3 separate regions of the Mus musculus genome follow, and regions 2 and 3 are each linked to region 1. The links are chromatin loops, found by intact Hi-C in ENCODE. Cell type or tissue: heart. All regions are shown on one strand.

Region 1 (8,000 bases):
TCTGTTAGAGATGAGGACGTGTGTGCCCTGGGCACCTCACGGGCAGAGTCACCAGGGGGTACCTGAGTGGCCGGGGCTGGGCTCTGCAATGCTTGTGTACAAGACTGAGTGCCTGATATGGATCCTTAGTTGTGGGAAGCCACATGTGCCATTGCAGGGTGGCACTGGCTTCCACTGGCCACCACACATACATAGGCAGTAAAGTTTCTTTTGCCAAGATGAGATTTTGAGAATTAACCAAAATTAACCAATCAGATGAGAGACAAGTTAACCAATAAGATGAGAGACAAGTTAACCAATCAGATGTAGGCATGCAAATGAGGTGGTAAGCATAACCCATGCATAACCAATCCGGGTGTGAGACATGCCTCTCCTAGGCCTATATAAGCAGCACCAGTTCTGGGCTTGGGGTCTCTTCGCCTCTGCAATCAAGCTCTCCCAATAAACGTGTGCAGAAGGATCCTGTTGCAGCGTCGTTCTTGCTGGCGAGTCAGAGCTCGCACAAGACTTAGTGTCCACATATGATAGAAGACAGCATGCTGCGTGTCTTCAAGCCAGTGCTGGGTGACACATATGAGGAAGATAAACCGATGATGACCTCTGACCTCCACACTCTCACTCATGCATATGCACTTACATGTACACACATTCACAGATGACCATATGCATGCACCCATGATGTGCATACACACACACACACACACACACACACACACACACACACACACAGAGTACCAGCATCTGAAGTTTTCTAGACTCACACTGGTCTCCTTTTCTGGTACACAAGGCCTGTTATGAGCATTCATCTCCTTTGAGGATGGAGCTTGTGTGAGGCCAAGAATGTGGATCACACCTCCTCTTTATGGTTTTGGTATTAAAGACAGGATATTGAGGTCAGTGAATTAAGTAATATTGCAAAGCTGCCAACTACCAACAGAGTATGCACTGTCATTTAGACTGCGGTGCTTGTGAAAGATTACTTCTTAGCCATAGTAAACTTAGTCATTTTTCTTTTTCTTTTTACGGTGCCTGAAAAATATCTCCAGATATTGAATTTTGGGACCTACAGATGTGTGTTTCCTCTGGACAATAGGCATTTGTCCCAGAAAGTTATAGTGATGATGTTGTCACATCCAAAAGGCGGCATGGCTGTAAGAGATAGGCTAAATATTCCACAGATCATTTATTTACAAATGGAAAGAACACTGAAACCCATTGGTCATGCATTAGAGGCAGTGGATTTTAGTATATAAAACTGTCCACAACATCACAGTCCTTGGTAAACTTTATAACTTCAAACCCTTCTGTTCTCTTCTCTTAGCTTTTCCAATACCACCTGAATACTAAGAGATTCATTTTTAAACTCTCCATTCAGTATAGTTTTATTTTGTGATTCTGGTTCAATATTTCAGAATACATAATTTAGATCAAGCCATTCCTCAGGAAATGTAGTTCCTGAGATGCACAGCTGAAATCAAAATTGTAATGAAAAACAAACTAACGTTGTGGGCAACAGTGGTGTGGGCCAATGTAGACTAAACTTCCTTCACCTTCAGAGTGTGGTTAGCATGGGTTAGACCCACACAGTTAGATCTAACTTACCACTAAGTTCAGAGTCAAAACATCTCAGTATTTCTAACAAGTCTCATTTTTATATCTTGTTCCAAAAAGCATCATAAAGCAGTCACTTTGATCTCAACTCTGAAGATCTTAAATAGCGTGGGATGACCTTGATGAGTCTACTGTGCTCTGATGCCTGGGTTAGAAACAAATCATTCAGGGGTTATTTAGACTAATGGTTTCCCAAGCTAGCTGTCCATCAAGACTGATGTCAGTCAGTCAGCCAGTCTCTCTGTGTCTGTCTCTCTGTGTGTCTGTCTCTGTCGCTCTGCATGTGTGTGTGTATGTGCATGTTTGTGTATGTTGGAGAGATTCAACCTTGGGTTGTGGTTCCTCCGGATCAGCCATCCTTGTTTCTGGAGACAGGTTACCTCACTGGACTGGAGCGTGCCAAGAGTAGAGCAGGCTGGCTGGCCAGCAGGTCCCTGGGTCCCTCTACCACCCTAGTGCTAAGATTACAAGCACATTCCATCATACCCAGCTATTTCATGTGGGTTCCAGGGATCTAACGCAGGTCCTCGTTACTTGAACAGCCAGCACTTTAGTGAGTTACCTCCCCAGTCCCAGAATCTATTTTAAAAATAGACTCCTCGTCCTCCAGGAACTCTAACACCCGGGTTCTGGGGTAGGACAACTGGAAATGACTCTCAGGATTAAGATTCGGGCTTAACAGTGAGAACTGAACCTAGGACAGAGGAAAAGAGGCTCCCCCAAATACCAAAGGGACCTCCCCAGGGACGACTGTGCCCCTGGGAAAAAGAGTGGGATTCCTGCCTCGGCTTCACACACTACTCAGGCACGGCTAGGCCAGAGCCACTCTTCCTCTCTCCTGCAAGTGGCAGTTTTATGAGAGGAGGCGGGACAATAAATGAAAAGCACATTTGCAAGTCACATTCACCACACAGAGGGAGTGACTCAGTGTTTCTTAAATATTTAGATCCGCCATCTCTCCCACAGTCCCAGTCTGAAGCAGCACATGCGCAGTGTTGAGGCACTTTCTCGTCCTCCTCTGACTCCGATTAACCCCTCTCTCAGTGTTCCCTCGCCATGCTTCACCAGGTGCTTGGAATGAGGACGACTCAAAGGGAGGCTCAGGGAAGGAAGGGTGTGTGGGGATCTGCAAAGACTAGAGCCGGACAAGGAACAGAAGCTACTGGCATCAGTTGCTGTAAAGGTGGGGTAGTCGTTCTTTCCATGACCTGCACCACGAGGGATCTTAGTTGAGTTTAGCTGGGGTTACAGCAAGGGCTACCCCTCGGAGTGCAGGGAAGACCCTTTCCTCGTCATGGACTATAGCCACCTGCAAGGAGAGAGGCTGGTGGAAGGTGACGGTGTGTATGGAAGGTGGCAGAGGTCGGTCTCATAAAACTGGCGCCTTGTGATATAACAGTGCTGCACTGGACCAAGTGAAATGGCGCCTTGACTCCCAGAGGACTGACAGTTTATCAGGGGGAGAGAGTATCTTATCAAAAGTCACTCGATAGCTAGACACTCAAGCTGTAGCCAGAGCACTCCAGAGGTGGAGACGGGAGGGTTAGGATGAGTCTTAGAGGTGGGGGAGCATAAGCTAAGGCTTTGGGCATTCAAACGGATTTCTGACAGGTGTATATGGAAGGATGTAAAAACCCAGAGGTAGGACAACGACGGTGACAAGGACGAAGATGCTGCTGCTGAGGCAGGTGTGTGATGTGTAAGTTTTGCACGTTCTATCACTGGCAGAAAAAAAAATTCCCACTACAGTACAATTTAGGACATAGTACATCTTCCTCTCCAGCTTCTGAGACAGAACTGCCCTTATCTGCTGGGGAAGGGTGGGATACAGGCTCAAGAGGTAAAGGCACATACAGAAGTAGCCAGTAGTTTAAAGATGGCTGCTGAGCCTCAAAATTCAATCTCCCCAAACCAATGCATCAAAAGAAATGCTTGCAAACCAGGAGATAGCTGGTGAGCCATTCACTATCCAATAGATTCTAAGAGCCTAACTCAACCACAGGACTCAGCATTGTCTCCATCCATGAAGAAACAGCATTAGATGTCAGCCACTAGGTGGTGCCAAATCCTAGTTCAGACCTGCATGGATATGGATACCTCTCTGCTGGTTCCTTCCCCAGACTGCTAATAGGTAGACCAGTTCTCTCTCCTTAAGCTACTACCATTTCAATAATGTAATGATATGGCTTATACCCGTGGCTTTTAAGATACAGTCCTTATACCACTGACATAAGGAAACTTACTAGAAATGCATATTATCAGGTTCTACTTAGAGCCAGAATCAGAAAATTCAGAGTGGGCTCCCAGCAATCAGCTTCAAGCCCTTCAAGATGTATAATAAACTGAAGTAGAGAACCCCCTGCTTTATTCACAATTGTCTCTGCCTTAGGATTATGGTACGGTAAGAGTTTTAATATATAATTGTGACCTTGGACAAGTCATTTACATCTCCACTTTGGAACAGATAGACCAGCTTCCAATGCTCACTCCAGCTGCAGCCTACTGTAATCCAGCAGTTCTCTAGTGGGCTAGTGCAGGCATTCAAGGATCTTGCTGGAAGCATCTAGCAAAGGGAATCTGTTTTCCAGTGGATGATTTAGAAATGTCACCTGTCTCCACGGTTCAACTTCCCGGGCTAGTGATGTTACTGCTCTTTGAGAAATTCCCAAGTATAAGGTAGAACTTAACAACACAGGGTTTGTGGCAGGTCAACCAACATGTGGTCGTCAGGCTGGACTACAAATGCATCTTTATCCACTGAACCATCTCCCAGCATCGAATTTACATTCGAAACACAGGCTGCTGGAACTGATCCAAATAGGTAAATCTGAGAACAACTACTTACAAAGAAACCTTCCTTTCAGAACCTGAAAGATTAACAGGGACAGTCAACATGGAGAGATAAGTCAAACATATTACCCATCTCTGCTGTGCAAGTCAGTGTCTAACATGGGATCGATAAGCTGGACAAAACAAACAATGGCCACAACTAATTACACCCAAGTCAGACTGGGCATGTGCCAGGAAGTTAGAAAACAAGTCATCTATTTGCCACAGCTGTCTGTCCTTAATCCACGGATACACACTGACATCTAGACACAGGCTTTTAAATCAAAATGTACATGGTAGGCAGTTTTTGTCTCTCCCTCCAACTGGGGGATATCTAATGCTCAGAATACTGGAACATAGTGGGTGTTTGGTGCCTGTTTGAATACATGCATGGGTGACTTGCTGTAAGACTGATGCAGGGGGCTGTCCAGTAAAAATTTCTGAGGTCATAGAAATATTACAGAAGTTGTATTGACCAAGACAGTAGCTACAAGTCACAGGCAGCTACTGACCACTTAAACCAGAAGCTAGTTTAACCAAGGATACAAGCTCCAAATTTTAAGTAGTTTCACTTTAAACACACTCTGATTCCTTACCACAATGAATCTAGTTGCACGGCTCCAGAAATGAGTTTGAAATTAAAGAAGAGATTTTATCTTTTATTTGGGGACCAGGTGGCATTGAATCCATAGACAGCATGGCTGGTGGGAGGAAGAGTCAGGTGACTGATGGGCATTTGGCCAGGGACAATAACCATTTTATTAGCCAAGAGCAAAGAAGAGCTCAGAACTTCCCTGGGCTGCACATGCGCCTCCCTTGCCTGAGCATACACTCAGGCTGTGACGGTCATCTAATCATTTTCATTTATTCAAGCATTTTCCAATCTGTTTCTGTATTTCTTTTGGAGGGGGCATCATACCAAAAACGGATCCTATGGGGTAGGTAACGCCCTGAGGTTCCTTGCTTGCTATGAAAGGCAAGAAGTCTTAAAGACAAGAAGGCTATACTGCAAAATGAGAGGATGAAATGGGAGCCGAAAGAAAGAAAGAAAGAAGTACATGTTTGTTTCTCCTCAAACAAGAGGATGCTGCTTGTCATGAAGGCTAAATATTATGCACTGCTTGGACATCTACAGGGCCTAAGTGCAGCTCCTTTCCTGTCTCTGCACCATGGGTAAGGCCTGATGGTCAAGCAGCTTGCTTACTAACAGGAACAGGCACACAGTTCCTCTATTACCAGTGGGGATATTTCCTCAGGCATCATGGGAGCCAGGGGCATCCTAGCCTCTTAGCATCTGGGAGCACAAACGCAGCCTCTGGGAGCACCTGCTGTTCATCTGTTTTCATGTATGATTCCCATGAGGTCCTGCATCACGTGCTGCGCTTCTACCCCAGGCTCTAAGCCAATGGGACTAAGCAGCTGCAGGGTTTGCCATCTACCTAGGATCAGTGTCATGGCTTTGGCCACCAACACACCTGTAACCTTCCCCTGCACTGGGGCAAGATGCAGGTGATTTCATTATTGAAGGCATTTTTATAAGGACCTCAGTAGATACTGATGGACCAGGTATCATTGACAGCTACTTAGTCTGACCCCGTCCTTCTGAGCTTCCATGATACTTCAGGGCCATGAGACCTGAAAGCGTTATTTACCAGGGACCTTTCTATCAGGATTCTGTTGGAGTCTCACAACTGGGGACATCTCCATGACTTAGGAAAGCTGCAACAGAGCAAAGACATTATTCTCCTGTAGCAGCTGAGGAAAGTCCAAGTCAAGACAAGGAAGGCTTAGCTCAGGCTCCTTTGAGCCCACCAGAGACCTGGAGGCGTGGCTGCTAGTGGCCCCTCCTCTACAGCGCTTCAATGCCCTGCTTTCTAAAACACTCTATGGTAGATACTTCTGTGTCCTGGTTCAGGCTTTCTTTCCTTTTCATCTCAGCCCTAACCACACAGTTCCACGTGAGCTTTAGCTCCCACTGGGCCTACAGCTGTCTACCTCAAGTGTGAACTACACATTTTCACTCTGGGTTTTAAGATTCCTCTAAAGCTGCAGGAGCCACGAGAGTTAAGCAGGCTTACATGTGCTGCTGAGAGACACATGAGGGTAATATCTCTGGGGCATTACTTGGCAGGTCAACCCTCCTACCCGCTATAATTTGTGAAGACAAAGCTAGGAGGTACCTCATGCTTCCCAGCAGATCCCGACAGAAGACAACTTCTACCTCTCCGATACAACTTCAGTAACGTATCTTTCTGTTGGCTGCTCCTCTTGCTCATTCTCTTGCTGTTCTCTGGGCTCACCTTCCAAATAAGTCCTTTGCCCCTTAATCCTGGCCTCAGGCTCTGCATTGAAAGGATCTAAATGAAGACAGAGGCCTTCCTGACCTCCCTCCCTCAGCTCTCCACAGGGTAGAGAAGTTCCATAAATTAATATGTCTCCTATCTGAAGAAGTTTCTGATTTTTCTGACCAAGTCATAACCAGTGTAGTTATGCATTAGTAGTCCATGCTGGATCACTGTAACTGTATTATCTGTATGTATGTGTATATATATATACATACATACATATCATATGTATATACATGCACACATATGCATGTATGTATATAAAATGTGTATATGTATGTGTGTATGTATGTATGCATGAGTGTGTGTGTATGTATGTATGTGTGTACATATACATATACATATATCTATCTATATAGTGTGTGTGTGCGCACACTCATGCATACATATGTATGTGTTCTGGATTAACAAGCATGATTTCATTATTTTATTTCTGCTAGGACGCATATATTGGTTTCGATGGAAGACATTACTAGCTGATTTTGCACTACCCATTCTCCAAATTTCACCTACAAACAAAATCCAAATCTTGATTAATCGGGAAGTATATTTGATCCAAATGTCAACTTATTAGTTCCTCCCTTCAGTAGAGAAGACACACGTCCGTCCACTGGGTCTCTCTAGGTAAATTTCAGTCACCTTGTGCTTTCCTCTTTCTGCTTACAACAATCAAATGGTGATAAACTCACCACCCTGCAGTGACAGGGATGCCAGGACCTGGGTCAGAGGAGGCTGCTGGGCCTCCCCAGGGTCCTGGGCCCCAGATCCGCTGCAGGAGTTCTGAATGCTGGTCTCCATCCACACTTCTCACTCGGGGAGGGTACACGCTTATTTTGTAAACCTGTCACTTGTCTGGAACACCACTGAGCGACATCCCCTCTCTGACACTCACAGCATTGATAGCTCTAACTTTAGAATGACTTGCTTTGAATGGATTCCCAGAAGGAAACTGCCACATCACAAAAAAAGGGAGTAAACATATGTTAATTTATGATCCATGCGGCTAAATTACTTTCCAAAAGAGACACATCAATCTATGCAGCCATGGCCTTTTCTGAAGCCTCGCATCGTGGACAGGAACCGTTTTTGTGTTTTCTAATTATCTTGCTAGCTGGTTTCCATTTTGATTAGTAATTTAATACACAGTAAGTTCCAAGCACATAGGCCACGGGGTGATAAAAGGCTCTGTGGGAATCCTACTCAAATGAACGCTGT
Region 2 (8,000 bases), 64 kb after region 1:
GAACATATTTTATCACAATAATAAATAAAAAAATATGATCAAATCATTAGTTCTAGAAAAACATCTGGTCAAATTCATTCACAAGTTTATTCTTGTTGGTGCTAAGCCTCTATGCCAAGCAAGAGCTCTACCAGTGAATGGAATCGCTAGCAAACTAAGAAAATAGTAATTTTCTTGACCTTTTTGTAAGAGAGCATACAAAATAATAATAATGTACGCAACAAACATCATGTACTTAATTACTTAAATATATTTTAAATTTTCCTTTAATATTAGACATGAGACTATCCGGTTAGGATTTAAATATAGTAAAAGAAACAAAAATATATAAAAATGAGTGTACCTATAAAACATTCTTTATAGTTGTGCTTTGATAGAAATCACCAAAAAACTTAAAAGTAAATGTTATCCAGGTCAACCAAAATATTTGCAACCAGAAGCGTTTTAGATTTCTTTCCTTTTTTTCTTAGATTTTAAAAAAAATATTTGCCTGTGTATAATGAGATGAGTGAGTAGAGATCTAACTACATAACTCATTTATGTTTCACATATCCCTTACTTTGAGTTAGGAATATCCATCAAGGCCTAAATATCCTAGGCAACAGAACCCTGAAGAGGAGGCACCTAGTGTGCCCTTGAAGAAGGGCTCCTGCGGCTTCCTCTCTCCCTCTCTGTACTTGGTCAAGAAGTCAGTGGGTTTCCTCCCCCACATGTTTGTGTCATGATGTAAGCCCTGTGCTCTCTTAGCCCAAAAGTTATGCCTCAACCTCTGAATCTGTGAGCCCGAGTCAGCCTTCCTCTTACTGAACAGATACCCTAGGTAGGCATCGATTATGTTCACAAGAAGCTGGTAGCACAGGACTTTGCCTTGATAACTCATCCTCACACATGTTCACTGCACCTGCATTTCAACTACAAGCTGTGCCATGAGGTCAGAGGTGGATTTTTCCATTTGTGGTATTAAACTACGTTCAAAAATTTTGGTGCTGGACCACTTGAGAGTTTTTGATTGGGGTGCTCAATTTGTAATTAGTGAAATTAGGCAAATATAACAGTCTTGAAAGAAGTATGTACCCTATAAAAATCAACTGTGTGTTTCTGTTCAGTTTGAATCCCTCAGGCAGGCATGCCAAAGACACTGTCATCAACAGAGGCAAAATATAAAGAACCTAACGATACATTTTGAAAAAATTCTGTGATTTTCATGTGAAATGCTTTTTGGGTTCTGCTGCTGGTATAGTTTTCTCGGTTGGTGTTTTCCAGTTTGTCTGTTTTTCTGTTTCTGGTGCCAGGGATTGAGCCTTGGACTCATGTACTCTGCTGTTGGTTCACAATTCTGAGAAGTTTAAATTGAATTGAAAATTATAATATGAATCTCTCCTTTTTAAAAAAAAAAAGGATCGATCTTATCAAAGAAATGGAACACTATAAAAGAGAAAAAAGGAGCTAATTTACACAAAAGTTGGGGAGAATTACAGAAGTGACGGCTTGCTTCTGAACCTCTACGAGGTGAGTCTAAGTGCCCCTGTTTTTAATTCCTCAATAATGTTCATGAATTTTAAACACTGTTTCATATGTATGCCATGCTTTCAAAGCCTAGGACACGATGTTGCACCCCTGTGACACAGGTTTCTTGGATTTTCCACAAACAGCCTGAAAGAGCACACCGATTTTGTAAATGTTCAGAAACGTGGTCTGAATGATCATGCCATCTCCAGAGGTAGGAGGGAGGAGGTGGCAGGTGCAATTCCACATGGATGTGGGCTCCTGGGGAACATGCAAGCATTCAGGCTGAGCAACCGCCTTTATTTTTTGTTTTAAATGGAAAGGTTTCTAGGCAAAGCTGTCCGTTTAACTATCAGTGATCTGTCCCAACCCCCTACATAAACATAGGAGGTAGCTAATCAGAACCCTGACCACAGTCCAAAGACATTAAGTGGGAAGTGGCTCACAAAGGATGAAAAAGTTTGACGTAAGCCTTGGCTCTTCACCTCATGAACCTAATCTGGTGGCTTGTTACAAGTCACTTGGTTACAACAGTACACAGATTGCCAAGAGTTTGCAGACGACTAGCTTTTCTGAAAAGCGTAAATTATAGTGGGATAAGTAAGATCCATTTGCATGCCAATACGCTCCCTTGGGCGGGAGAGAAAAACCCAGCATAGCATCTGGTCTCCAGAATACAGCCTGCAGCCTGGTTTCTCCCTGTGGCAATCTGTATTTCCCCAAAACAGTTATGGGTAGGGCCTATCCAGACACTCTGCACTGCTCTCTCTCGAGGTGTGGAACCTTCTCCCACTGTCCTGAACCTGAATGGGCTTTGTGATGGCCTCAGGGAACAGAGCGCAACAAGTGATGCTGGCTGTTTTGGTCACCAAAGATGATAATGTCCCTCCCTGCCTGGCTTTCTTCTTCTAGGATCAAGTGTTGAACCAGGGCAGAAGGAGCTGGGTTGCCGGAAGCTGTTTCTCTAGAGGGATCACAAGGAAGCTAGGCTACTCTAGCCCTCCCAGCCCAGGCTGCACACACAGGGTGGGTTAGCTTCACACCAAGCCTGCAGCGCAGCCCGCCCAGAGGATCCTAGTAGAGCAGAGGTGAGCTGTTCCTCTTAGCCCTAAGTCAGACTGCAAGATTCATGAACCCAACAGCCATGACTGCTACTTTGCGACCCTAAGTGTTGGATTGGTTTGTAACAAACCACTAGATAATGAGAACAGAGACTTGTCATAAATAAAGGGTATTGAATGCACATATATGCCCTCATCTGCCCAAAGGAGGAGAAACTTAGAACCAGAAAATATTAAGGCTGCCCAAAACCCCAAATGAGTGTTCTATGAAAGAAGCAAAAGCCACCACTGAAAATTAAATTTAATTTAGGCCTCACTTGCCTTTTGCCACTGACCAACAATGTCAATTAATGGACATGTGATTAACCTGTTATTTGCAAAACCAGTTTCTCTAATACTTTTTGTTGTCATTTGTTTCAAAGAATTGCTGACTGTCTTTGCTTCTCAACAATAGGTACTCAGCTCTATGCCTACCCTTTGCTTCCATGTCCGTCGGCAGCTACAGTTTGCAATCGGGAATTCAGTCGGATCCAATACAGCCACTGGGCTCTACACTGTCATCTGCTACTGTGTGCTAGCAGAAAGTAACCAGACTTTACACATAAATAGAAATCCTGATCCATTTACTGTGTGACCCTAGGCAAAGCGCTCAGCGTTTTGACTCATCTTTAAGATGGAAATAACAGCTATTTATCTTACAGGGTGGCTACAGAATTAAATGGGCCACTGCATAAAAAATATCTATGTGCCTGGCACATAACATGCAATCAACATGTTTCCTTTCCTTAGAGTCCTGGCCAAGTTTTGCACTAGAAGCAGCATGAAGACCCAAGGTTTATTTCAGATAAAAGAAGCCACTGCAGGGAAGCCACACCCCTCCTTCTGGGTGACACTCCAGAGGCCCTGAAGGAGAAAGCTCCAGTCTACACTGGAAAGTTCCACAAGAACAGCTACAGAACCCCCTCTTGCTTTGTTAATTTTAGTTAAGCTGATTTGAGCTAATAACTTTCTCCTTTACTATCATATAACTTGTTTATGTTTTTAATTTTTATCCTTCGGAAATTTCAGCCATGTATACAGTACACCTTATGAAGTTGGCCCCCATCTTCTTCTCCAACTCACTTCTGGGACTCCTATTATATCCCTCTCCCAACCTAGTGACCTTTTATATTTATTTATTATTTATTTTCCCTCTGAGTTCACTTAGAGCTCTCCGATTGCACACTGATGTAGGGTGGGGCAGGAAGGAGCCTGGAAACCTGGTCTGAACTCCATCCCAGTGGCCAAACTCCTAAAGAAAATCTACCCTCCCTCTCGAAGCAATACCAAAACCTCCTCAGCTAGGAGCGGGGCCGCTGGAGCCCCTCCCCACTCCAGCCGTAACAACCACAGCAGCAGAGTTTCTACAGGCCACAGCCTCGTCCCACTCAGCACCCCTCCCCACCCTCTGGCTCTTTCATTCTTCCTTGGGACAGGTTCTCAGCCCGTCGTCCTAGCTGACACGGAACTCATGGTAATCCTCCTGCCTCAGCCTCTCGTGACATGAACCACTAAACTTGGCTTGCTATCTATCATGGATCTTAAAATCAGGAGAGAACTACCTTGTTTTCCTTTGGAGGCTACTGGAAGCCTTTATGCTGGAGAAATATAGGGCTGGTGCTGAGTTACTGACTGCTTAAGGAAGAGAAAGGTCTCAGGAAACCTGTAGGTTTTAAAAATTTGACTGATTGACAGCATAATAAATGTTGTATGGAGAGAACAGAGAACCATCTGAATACTGTTCTTCCATTCAAACTCATTCTGGACTTTGCCAGCCTTCAGTTAACATGACCATAAGACCCCAGGGTCACCCGGCCCTTATTTAACTGTTAAGAAACAGGCCTGAAGCAATTCTATAACTTTCCTGCTGTCACGCCTGACTCTTGTGGTGGGTGGAGTTGGGACTGGCTTCTAAGGTCTCCAGGCTATCTCTGACACGTATCCTGTATCCTGCAGCTTGGCCTTCGGATGGTAATGAGAATCAAGTGCAACATGCATTCCTATTCTGGTTAACTTAAAATGGATAACACATCCCAGACTTATCGCTTAATTTCCAAGCTTGCTTCCTTCCCAAGGGAGGACTGGTTATTATCTTGGACAAGAGCCCACCCTAGGCCAAGGCCTTTGCTCTCTAGACTGGAGAAGCTCTGTCAGAGACTTTTCACTTCGAAACATTCTAAGACAAAGAAGACGAGTTTTATTAACACTCTGATGGATGTTGTCCCTGGCAAGTGGCCATCACCGAACAGGAAATGACAGGCTTCTGTCTTCTATAACCTACTGATGAACAGGGTCGATATTATATTCTATGACAAATGGGTGGGAGCCAAGCAAAACTGCTCGTCAAAAATTCTGTCAGGGCTGCGGGGTAAGTCAGTACTTACCCATCCACAAGAAGCAAGCACGTTGTAACTCCTCCTGTCTAGGGATCAACGATGTCCTTTAAGGTTCAGATAGTCTGATCACAGACTGACTATGTTCAAAGCAAGGTCTGAAGGCCTAAAATATACAAACCCAAGGCAAGGGGCAGAGGAGGCAACCATTTGTATTCAATGGTTATACCTACCTAAATCAACACATTGACTGTGAAAGACAGGCTGTGATCAGGGACCAAACTGGGATTTGAATGTTTGACTGTTGCACTCATGGGAGAAAAAAAAATGAACACCAGATGTAGGAACTGAATCAGTGAGAAAGTTAAGGGGGTCACTGACCCTTGAAGCACACTGAGGTAACGGAAAGGAGGAAGCTCTCCCCAGAGAGGGGGAGGCAACAGGGGGTTGGCACGCTTTTATCTGTAGTGAAGACAATGAGGGTGTATTTGGGAACAAGGGTGGAGAGAGTTGGGGCCACTAGGCAGATAGCTGTGACAGGCCTGTTCTAACACAACTTGATGGGAATTTCCTCCCCAAAGTGTAAACTCCAGAGATCCACACTTAGAAAGCAGGATTCTCCCTCTAGTAGACACCCGGGATGGGTCTCCAGGTCTGAGCAGTGGGGGTGTGGATGAAGGGAGAACGTTTCTCTTGACTGGACTCAGCTGCTCCTGTGTGTGATACCAGAGTCCAGTTCCATGTTAAGTTGAGTCCCGTTTGAAGCTAAATTTAAGTTTAGAAATGGGCTCTTTGGGGTTCATATTTAAGGCTCTTGTTAGGTTTTTATTCACCAGCACTGCTCGAGATTTCAGGGGCTTTAGATAAGAAAGCCATTGTTTAAAAGGTTAGAACCACTGTGTTCTGGCATCTTTGTCAGAGTCATACAAGTCTACGTTATCTGAAGAGTTCAAGGGGAGGCGTTCTTATTGGACGATGCTCTCTCAGTAAATACAAGTTTGGCAGTCAGTCTACAAACGTGCCTCTGATTTGTGGATTGGTATCATCCTGCCTGCTCTTAGTAATTCTGAAGTTGCAAAGACATTGTTGTTCCCCACCACAGAAATTGACTGCTCCCCAAATGATCGTCCCCAAACAACTTTGACTTCTGACCCCGTAAGAATGTAGGCAACACTAGGATGCAAATACTTGATAATAAATATGCTCTTCAGTTTTCTTTTACATGACTTATTCTTCCAGCCAAAACCAACTAAAAAAACAAAGCAAAACAACAACAAAAATCATATATTAAAAGCTGGTCCTCGTTCCATAGGCCTGTTATGTACTAGAAAGGTTAAGGCAGGAAGATTTGAGGACAGCCCGGTCTACAAAGTGAGTTCAAGGCCAGCCTATACAACTGAGTGAGGCCATGTCTCAAAATAACAAATATATTTTTTTAAATGGCCGGGTATGTAGCTTCCTGGTAGAGCATGAGCCTAGACATACAAGGTTCTAGGCCCCATCTTCAGTGCTGTGTTTACACACAGAGAAAGAAATAATACCAATACCAATACCATACCAATCCTGTCTCTAGTCATAGCCTATGGAAGACGCCACTTTAAATGCCCTCTGAACACCTGGAAACGAACCAAATACATGACAAATGATGACAAATTCACCCAGACCTCCTTGCGATAAAAAGGAACCTCCACTATAGATTGTGAACCAAGAAACTGGAAGCAGTCGACACGTACACTATCAACAGACAGCTAAGCTGCTCATCACCGGTGTGATACGCCTGGGCTTATGTGCCTCTCCCAGGAGCTGGATCTCAGTGAAAAGAGCATCCACTTGCCTCCTCCTGGGAAGGCAGGCAAGAACTGGCACCTCCCACCCAGTTCCCAATAGCTGGAGACTGATTCATCCCAGAGAACCTGAAGCGCACACTCAGAGCACACTCAGCATCTGCTAACAGCCGCTTATTTCTGCACAAACCCAGAAACTGCCCTCCCCCAAACTGTTGCCTGGCGAGAGGGTGCCCGATATTAAGAGTCCAGGCAAAGGGTCCCTCAAGACTTCCTACCAGTACCTCATCTTGGCCAATTGTGCTTCTTCCTCCCTGTGAATCTGAATTGGATGAATACAGGATAATTCGTTAATGACAAATCTTTAATTACCACCTCTGCTTCATGAACTAAAAGGGAGACATAAGCTGGCATAATATTTACATAAATACCAAATACCTACCTTCAGACTAGTCTTTCCTAGCGGCTTGCATTATTTTAAGTTCTTATCTATTTTAAATCTAGGATTTGTATTTTTTTTCCTGACTCTAATTAGAATGTTCCCTGACTTAAGACCAGATTGTAAATTCTCCTATAAGCATCAGGTCTTCAGAGTAGCCCCGGAGATCACACTTCGCCCATCTCTGAACACACGTGGCCTCTAGGACTTTGCCTGCCCAGGTCTTGCCCTTCATCCCAAGATGCTCTGTCCTTACACCTTTGCCCACCCTCACCCCAAAAGGATCTTGGTCTTTGCTCCTTCCTCCCTGGGCTTACCTCGGCTCCACTGCCCACCGTGTGTGTTTCCATTCCCAGGCTGAAAGAGCCATGGATGCTGCCGGCTTGTTCTCCCCACTCTGTGGTCTGGTTCCAATCATGGAAACATTCCTATGGCAACCAGCAAGCACCCCCACCTCACTCCCTTCCATGAAAGTTTCCCTGTTTGCGAGTCAGGCATTTGGCAAGGACAGTGAATTACTTTAACTTGCCTAGCAACTGCTAGCATGCTCCAGCCCTTTCCCTGGGGATTGGCTTCTTTCCTCTCTTAGCTTTTAACACACCCTTAGGAGCTGCTTGGCTAGGAGAGCCATCAGGTTGGCCTCACTGGGTCCTGGCCTGGAGAGCACAATGGTGCCAGGCAACCTGGAACCTTGCTCTTGTCCCAAGGTAAAGAGACAGCAACAGGCTCAAGGCCATGCGCTGAGCATGGACAGTTCCATGGTGATGACCCTGGGAGGCTCCAGGGTGCTTACTGAACTCCAGGATCTTCCTCGTTCTTAGCTACACAAAAGAGTCAG
Region 3 (8,000 bases), 370 kb after region 1:
AAGCTTGTACAACCACTCTGGAAATCAGTCTGGCGGTTCCTTAGAAAATTGGACATAGTACTACCGGAGGATCCCGCAATACCTCTCCTGGGCATATATCCAGAAGATGTTACAACTGGTAGCAAGGACACATGCTCCACTATGTTCATAGCAGCCTTATTTATAATAGCCAGAAGCTGGAAAGAACCCAGATGTCCCTCAACAGAGGAATGGATACAGAACATGTGGTACATTTACACAATGGAGTGCTACTCAGCTATTAAAAAGAATTAATTTATGAAATTCCTAGGCAAATGGATGGACCTGGAGGGCATCATCCTGAGCGAGATAACCCAATCACAAAAGAACTCACATGATATGTACTCACTGATAAGTGGATATTAGCCCAGAAACTTAGAATACCCAAGATACAAGATACAATTTGCAAAACACATGAAACTCAAGAAGAACGAAGACCAAAGGGACACTTTGCCCCTTCTTAGAATTGGGAACAAAACACCCATGGAAGGAATTACAGAGACAAAGTTTGGAGCTGAGACGAAAGGATGGACCATCTAGAGACTGCCATATCCGGGGATCCATCCCATAATCAGCCTCCAAACACTGATACCATTGCATACACTAGCAAGATTTGCTGAAAGGACCCAGTTATAGCTGTCTCTTGTGAGACTATGCCAGGGCCTGGCAAACACAGAAGTGGATGCTCACAGTCAGCTATTGGATGGATCACAGAGCCCCCCAATGGAGGAGCTAGGGAAAGTACCGAAGGAGCTAAAGGGGTCTGCAACCCTATAGGTGGAACAACAATATGAACTAACCAGTACCCCCCAGAGCTCGTGTCTCTAGCTGTATATGTATCAGAAGATGGCCTAGTCGGCCATCATTGGAAAGAGAGGCCCATTGGTCTTGCAAACTTTATCTGCCTTAGTACAGGGGAATGCCAGGGTCAAGAAGTGGGAGTGGATGGGTAGGGGATTTGGGGGAAGGGTATGGGGGACTTTTGGGATAGCATTGGAAATGTAAATGAAGAAAATACCTAATAAAAATGAAATTAAAAAAAAAAAGAGTTGCCTTGGTCATAGTGTCTGTTCCCAGGGGTAAAACCCTAACTAAGACACCCACAAAGGATTCTTTCCTTACCCACCTTTGTAACAGACCTAACATCCTAATAACAGATTGAAATTTTTGGAACCTATTAAGTTAGCAAAACCCTATCCCACCCACAGAAGAGCTAAAAAAGAAAAAAGAAAAAATGCTCTCAGATACCATCCGAGGCCTAAGTTGAGATTCCCCTGTGTGATGTAACTGCTCACCTGATATTCCCACTAATATATATTATTAAATGCCTCAAGTTATAGCTTTCTTTGTTCTTTACTATAAAAACTCCATGCAACTGTTCCCACGTTGGAACGTTGCATTGGGGAGACCCGCATGTATGTTCCTAGGCCGTGGTCACGCATGTCTCACTCCAGCATAAACTATTTTATTCCCTTTGAGGAGGACCTTTGTTCTTTGCATCAACAGTAGCCAAAGGTGTCTTTTGACTCTTGATCCATCTCCCAAATCCTGGGATTACAGGTACACACCACAACGCCCAGCTACGTGGTGATCCTCTTCACAGATCTGAGCATGCGCAAACACGGTGCTGGCTGCGATTTCATACCCCAGGGCAGATGCATTGCTGGGTTCTCTGATTTAATCCGGGAACCCGTGCCCCTGTGCAGTATATGAAGGGATGGAGCGCCACTGTTTCCATTCTGCATTCTCTATCCGTAGCATTTACTCAGCTCTGTGCCAAGTCAGCCACAGGCTACTGTGCTTAACTCAGTTTCCCTGGAAATATGCTGAAAATACTAAGTGAGATTATTGGCTTGGGGCAACGACATAGTGACTAAAATGCTTGCTGTGTGAACATGAGGACCGAACTCCCATCCCCCATACCCCATGTTAAAAACTGGGCAAGGCATATTTAATCCCAGCCCAGAGGCAGGGGTATCTCTGGGACTTGTTATCCTGGCTTAGCCCACCTAACCAAATTAGCAAGCTTTCGACTCAGTGAGGAAGCCTGTCTCAAAAAGGAAGGTAGATATAGCATCATGAGACCAGAAAGACCCAGAAACCTTCAACCCAAAAAAGAGTATGCAGAGGCCAGACCTAGGTCTCCTAACACATTTGTAGCAGATGTGCAACTTGGTCTTCATGTGGGTCCCCTAAGTATTGAACCAAGAGCTGTCTCAGACTCTGTTGTCTGCCATTGGATCTTCTTCTCCTACCTGAACTGCCTGGTTGAACCTCAGCAGGAGAGGAGGTGCCTAGTCCTGCTAAGACTAGATGTCCCAGGATAGAGTGGTACCCAGGGTGGCTTCCCATTCTTTGGAGGGGGTCACAGTAGGAGGGACTTATAAGGGAGGGACTGGAGGAGAGAAGGGAGGGGGCTGGATTCGTTATGTAAAGTGAATAAAATATAAATTATTAGGAAAAAAGAAGATAGATATGTACCACATACTCATTATCCATCCATCCATGGGTGGACATCTAGGCAGGGTCCTTTCCCCTGCAGCTGTGAATACAGCAGAAGTCAATATGGGTGTGCACTGCTTGGGTCTGCTGTCTTTGAGGATACTGTTCAAAAACACTATAATGACATCTAATACCTTGTGTGCTGGCTTTTTAATTAAGTAATTAGAAAATTAAGGTAGACATGATTTGAGGAAGATGCCTGCCATCACCTGAGGCCCCTGGCCTCTACATGAACCTACACACACATGCTCACACACTGAGAGAGAAAATGAAGGAAAAAAGATTCTTGAATTGACCATTCCAACACCTAACACACTTAAAAACAAAATCTACCAATGCCATAATAATAATTACTCCACTTTTATAACCATGAATAGATCCTATCTAAAGGACAATCCTCTTATTGTGAAGCTCTTGAAGTTGAGCTCAACCATTTTAACACACACACACACACATAACCTGTACAGGGATTTAGAGTGTACATTAGTCTGTTGTCGCATGTGAGCCAACACTTCCAGCGTCTCAAGGACTTGTTTACCCTGGGGCAGGGAGGAGTAGCTGGTTAAACCTGGCTCCTTACCTGTTTCCTGGCATGTGGGTACTGAGCGTGGTAAGAAACTGAGAGTATATTCATTTCAGTAGCAGAACAAGAGGCAGAGGCTGGGCTAGGAGAGAGAATTGCCCTGAACTGGAAGAGCGAAGGGACATTCAGCAGTGAGAAAGAGATCATTATGTCCTGCATCCTAGGACTGTGTGCGTTCCAGAAAAAAAGAGCCATATTGTTTATTGAACAAATATCTCAGATGAGCAGTATGTTTCAGATAGGACCACGGGCAAAGACATTTACGGTCCTATTCTTAACACCACCAGTGGCAGCTTCTTTAAAGCATGGCCCTCTTTACGTCCAGATATTTGCTCAGACCAATGTGACAGAGCCTGGGGCAGCCTCACTCTGATGAGGAGCAGACGTGCGGTATTTACAATGCTCTCACCCCATTTCCTCCCACTGCAATAGCTTTGGCTTTCTCTTGTACACGCTGAAGTCCTAAACTGCCCTTCTCCACCCAGTCATGCAAGGAAAAAAAAATCCAAGCACAGAAAGCTTTTGCTGGGTTTATACATTTGTTGACGATCTGCGGGGATGTGGGGAGGCAGGGAGTATTATACAGTGGTACCTCGCAGTTTGTCCTTCTCTTTTTGAGGCAGGGATGTTGTACAGTGTTACCCTGTGGCTTTAAAGTGGTTCCCGTGGCTTTTCCTTTACTGTTGTCTTCAGTCATCTCCCCAGGACATTGAGGACAGGCAAGAATTTGCGAAGATGTTCCCAAGACTCATACAGGTTTAATATATACACCTCCTCTCTTTCCTTTCCCTCTCCCCATCTGCCTTTAGACAAGGTCTCCTGTAGTTCTATACTCACCTCTAGGGTGTGAATTATAGGTGGGTGCCACTTCACCCAGTTCTGGGGGTACAGAAGATCAAGTATGCTAAGCAAGCACTCTACCAACTGAGTCCCAGCCCCAAATGAGCCCTTTCTCGGGTGTATCTATAACCGGAACTAGGCTTTATATTCATATCTTTTATATTGTGGATACTGAGAATACGATATTCTGCCAAGGTGGGCCTTATGAACGGCTCCCCAAAAGAGTCAGTTATCCTTATTTTTGACTTAATGGTTCCTTCAGTCAGAAGGAGTTTGTTGTTGTTTTGGTTTGGTTTTTGGGGGGGGGTTGTTTTCATTTCAGTTGCATGAGCTCCACTCATAACTATTTTGATTTAGTAAACTTGATGTATGTTGAAAAACCCCAAAGTTTTATCCAGTTCCATGAGTAACTCTGGTAGCCATCCAGGCTTGAGAAGTGGTCCTCTCTCCATGTCAGGAACCGGCAAGCTCACCCCACGAGCTTAACCCAGCCAGCCACTTGTGGCTGCCCATAAAGCTTCACTGGAATATCACCATGCTTCACTCTTGTGTATCTGCTAGGGCCAGTTTTGAGACATAATAGCAAAGCCAAATAAGTATGGCAGAGACCATACGGCCCTCAGGGTCATAGCTGGTTCCTTTATAAAGAAACAGGTGGAACCCTGCTTTTGCCTGTTTCATAACTAATTGCAGAGTCGTGTTATTATTTCTAATGGAAACTACGTACAACATTAGTGACTGGATCCTTTACTGTCACCTTCACATTAGAAAGATGATCTTTTCTAAAGTACAGGATTTACCAGCCAAGTTGATTTTTTTCCTAAGTTGTGCTGCCACCTGCTGGTAGAAGTGTAAAATCACAGATATATGAACATCCTCTATAGTAATCAATTAGAGTCTTATGCACTTCCTCACTTGATGGAAACAAGAAGACTAAAGTCATTAAACAGTTTTTCTAATATTTTTCTCTTCAAAGACTCAATTGTAGCATTTCCAGTCTATGGGGCACTTATTCCAAGGTGCTACAAATATTCACAATGGCATGCCCGTTTTTAATGTTCAAGTGCAACGCTATTGAAGACATAACATATCAGACTCATTCCTATCTCAAGCTGACGAAAGGAAAGAATACTCAGACATAGAAATGCTTACCAAAGGTAACTGTACACACATTGGAAATAAGAAGGCGGGCGGCAGAAATGAAACCATTGGTTTTCAACCTTGACTACCACTACCGATTAAATCTCCATGAAGCTTTTAAGAGCCAGTTCCTTGGAGGTTGTGATCTAACGGGTCTGAGATGAAGCCTGGACATCAGTTTTCTGTTTTGCCAAGTTCTCTAGGCGATTTTAATGAGCAGCAAGGCTGAGTCCTATTCCCCGGCAGTGTCCTGATAGGACCTACTCCAGCCATCGTGGCTCCCTGTTCTCATGCTGCAGATTTTGTGAGCTCTGTGATGATGTCTGAGGACCAGATCCCTACTAAGATTCAAGGTGATACAGTGGGTGCTGTCTGGGACCATGCTACTAAAGTCAGGAAGGAATTAGGTCATTCCTGCCCATGCTTTTTATGCAAACTCAGTGGTGCTGAGATTTTTAAGTAGGTGGAAGTTAATTAAACATGAAGACTTGAAGGGTCCAGTCTCACAACTCAATACATGTCCATTTCTAACAAGAACCCAAGTAATTCATTCATTATTTCTTTCTTCTTTCCTATCTTTCTTTTTCCTCTCCCCTCTGGCTCCATTTCCATCCTCTCCCCTCTCCCTCCTCTTTGTGTGTGTGTGTGTGTGTGTGTGTGTGTGAGAGAGAGAGAGAGAGAGAGAGAGAGAGAGAGAGAGAGAGAGAGAGAGAGTGTCTTACAATCTACTCAGGCAGGCCTAGAACTATTGGCAATCCTCCTGCCTCAGCCTCATCCCTCAGTGATGGAACATTTTTTTGTCCTAAACCACAACACCCAGCTGTCCCAAGTAATTTAAAACTTCAGACTCCGAGAACCAGCCAGTGTCATTTTCTCTGAGACGTTTTGAAGATCAGTATCACTATTTGTTAATTTGACATGTTACTCAAATCAAGTAGAAGCATTTTTTTTTCTTCCTTGGGAGTGAGAAAGAATTTTTCCAAAAGTTAGTGGCTGAAAGGAAGAGCAACTTCATTCCATCCCTGAGTTCGTGGTTTGCCTGGTGGCTCTGCTCACTGTGGGGTGTACTAAAGTCACTCGGTACCCAGATAATAAATGGGCTGCTCAAAACAGGCAAGATGACCTTATCACAGGTGGATTGGGAAAGGGTGGCTGGAAGTCTGGGCTGGGCTGTGGCTGCCACCTGCACATGAACTCACCAGAGTGAGACTGTTCATAGGCTTCCAGAGAGTTCCAGGACACTCTAAATGGAGCAGGCGCTCTCTCGGGGACTCACCTTAGAAACTGTCACAATGTCACTTCTGCTACAGTTTCTTGGTCAAGGCAGTGTCAGGGCTCACTCAGACCCAAGGCACACAGTCACAAGCAGATGGCTTCATGTGACACCATGAAGACTCCCGTATGCTTCCCACCCCTGGACCCCACACTGTTTGTGGTTAACACGCTAATGCTGTTGCCTGAAATTCTTCATGAGTTTTGAAAAAGGGCATTACACTCCTCTTTGGCACTTGGTCCCACAAATGTAGTCTCTTCTTGACTCAAACTGTATCTTTCAATGGGAGCAGTGTTAAAAATGGTGGCCAAGGCAGTTATGGTGATATATCTGTAATCCAAGCTCTGAAAGTGTGGGGTGGAGGAAGTGAAGTGAAGTGAAGTCCAGCCTGGGCTACAAAGTGAAACCCTATCTCAAAAAGCCCCTCCGTATATGCTTTTTTCAATAAGATTAATTTATTTATTTCATGTACTCATGTATTTCATGAGTATACTGTTGCTGTCTTCAGACACACCAGAGAGGGCATCAGATCCCATTACAGATGGTTGTGAGCCACCATGTGTTTGCTGGGAATTGAACTCAGGACCTCTGGAAGAGCAGTCAGTGTTCTTAACCGCTGAGCCATCTCTCCAGCCCACCTCATATGCTTTTTAAACTACACTACGGCCTGTATTTGTAAGTCAGTGAACAACTTTCAAGGGTCTGATTTTTACCTCTGTCGTGTAAGTATCAAGGACTGAACTCGGGTCACCAGTCTCAGCAGCAAAGGGCTTTGCCTTTAGTCTGTCCCCAAACCATCATTCTCTAATCGGCCACTGGTCACCTGCAGAGATTTCACCCTTTCTTGCTGTGTCTCTATGTTCAATGTTACACTTTCAAAATGCAGACTAAGGTAGGTAGGCTCTATTAAGCATAAAGAGAATAGATTATGAAATCTATTTCTGCCACGCTTTAGGATTAATAAACATGGCATGAAGCTACTACCCTGTCACGCTGGGTCCCGGCTAGCACCAGCACATGTCACCTTGGCTCTTACTCACTTGGACTCCCCACTTTGACCTTGATCAGTGCTTATCTCAGGTGAACATGCAGGCTCACTGTATGCAGTTATCTGATGAGAAAGACAGTGTCTTTGCCATTCGTCTCTGTAGATGCAGAGAGGTCCAGGGTCTCAGCAACCCTGGATGTGTGCTTGGAGCATCTACAAGGCCATTTGACGGTATTTAAGAGTGACCGTGACAATTAATCTAGTCCATGAGCTCTGTAAGAACAGAGTTCATAACAGGTCTTTCCTTTGCACCACCTTTATGCCCAGGTGGTATAGCAACAATAATAACCAAAAGGAAATCCCTCCTGGCTGGTAAAATGCTGTATTACTTTTCTCATTATTGTGACAAATGCCTGACAAAAAAAAGTAACTTAAGGAGGGGAGAATGGGAGGAAGGGAGGAAGGGAGGGGGAGAGAGGGAGGAAGTGAAAAGGAGGAGGAGGGATGGAGTGGAAGGGAGGAGGAGAGAGTGAAAGGGAGGGGGAGGGAGGGGTGGAAGGGAGGAGGAGAGAGTGAAAGGGAGGGGGAGAGATAGGGTGGAAGGGAGGGGGAGGGAGAGGAGTGGAAGGGAGGGGTGGGGTGGAAGGGAGGGGGAG

The links. A loop is a pair of places that touch in the nucleus more often than their neighbours do. Peaks named below come from ENCODE experiments on the same cell type or tissue, not always from the same donor. Only the 100,000 strongest peaks of a DNase experiment are listed, where the experiment ranks them.
Region 2: it touches region 1 in a loop (1.9-fold over the local background); 3 of 42 quality-filtered maps call a loop at or near these places.
Region 3: it touches region 1 in a loop (6-fold over the local background); 40 of 42 quality-filtered maps call a loop at or near these places.

What each region holds. Positions count from the first base shown.
Region 1 is chr9:103,621,181-103,629,180 of GRCm38, forward strand. The region is part of intron 2 of Tmem108 (transmembrane protein 108); the gene reads right to left. Among named protein-coding and RNA genes, the nearest start is that of Gm32682, 52 kb to the left of the region's middle. In heart, a CTCF peak has its summit at 3,658 (motif pointing right); no DNase peak of the experiment used is centred here; H3K27ac peaks cover 3,300 bases.
Region 2 is chr9:103,685,240-103,693,239 of GRCm38, forward strand. All of the region lies in intron 2 of Tmem108 (transmembrane protein 108), which reads right to left. Among named protein-coding and RNA genes, the nearest start is that of Gm46129, 32 kb to the right of the region's middle. In heart, no CTCF peak of the experiment used is centred here; DNase peaks (open chromatin) are centred at 1,972, 4,602 and 5,482; H3K27ac peaks cover 6,325 bases.
Region 3 is chr9:103,991,937-103,999,936 of GRCm38, forward strand. No RefSeq gene overlaps it. Among named protein-coding and RNA genes, the nearest start is that of Gm33054, 6.4 kb to the right of the region's middle. In heart, a CTCF peak has its summit at 4,790 (motif pointing left); no DNase peak of the experiment used is centred here.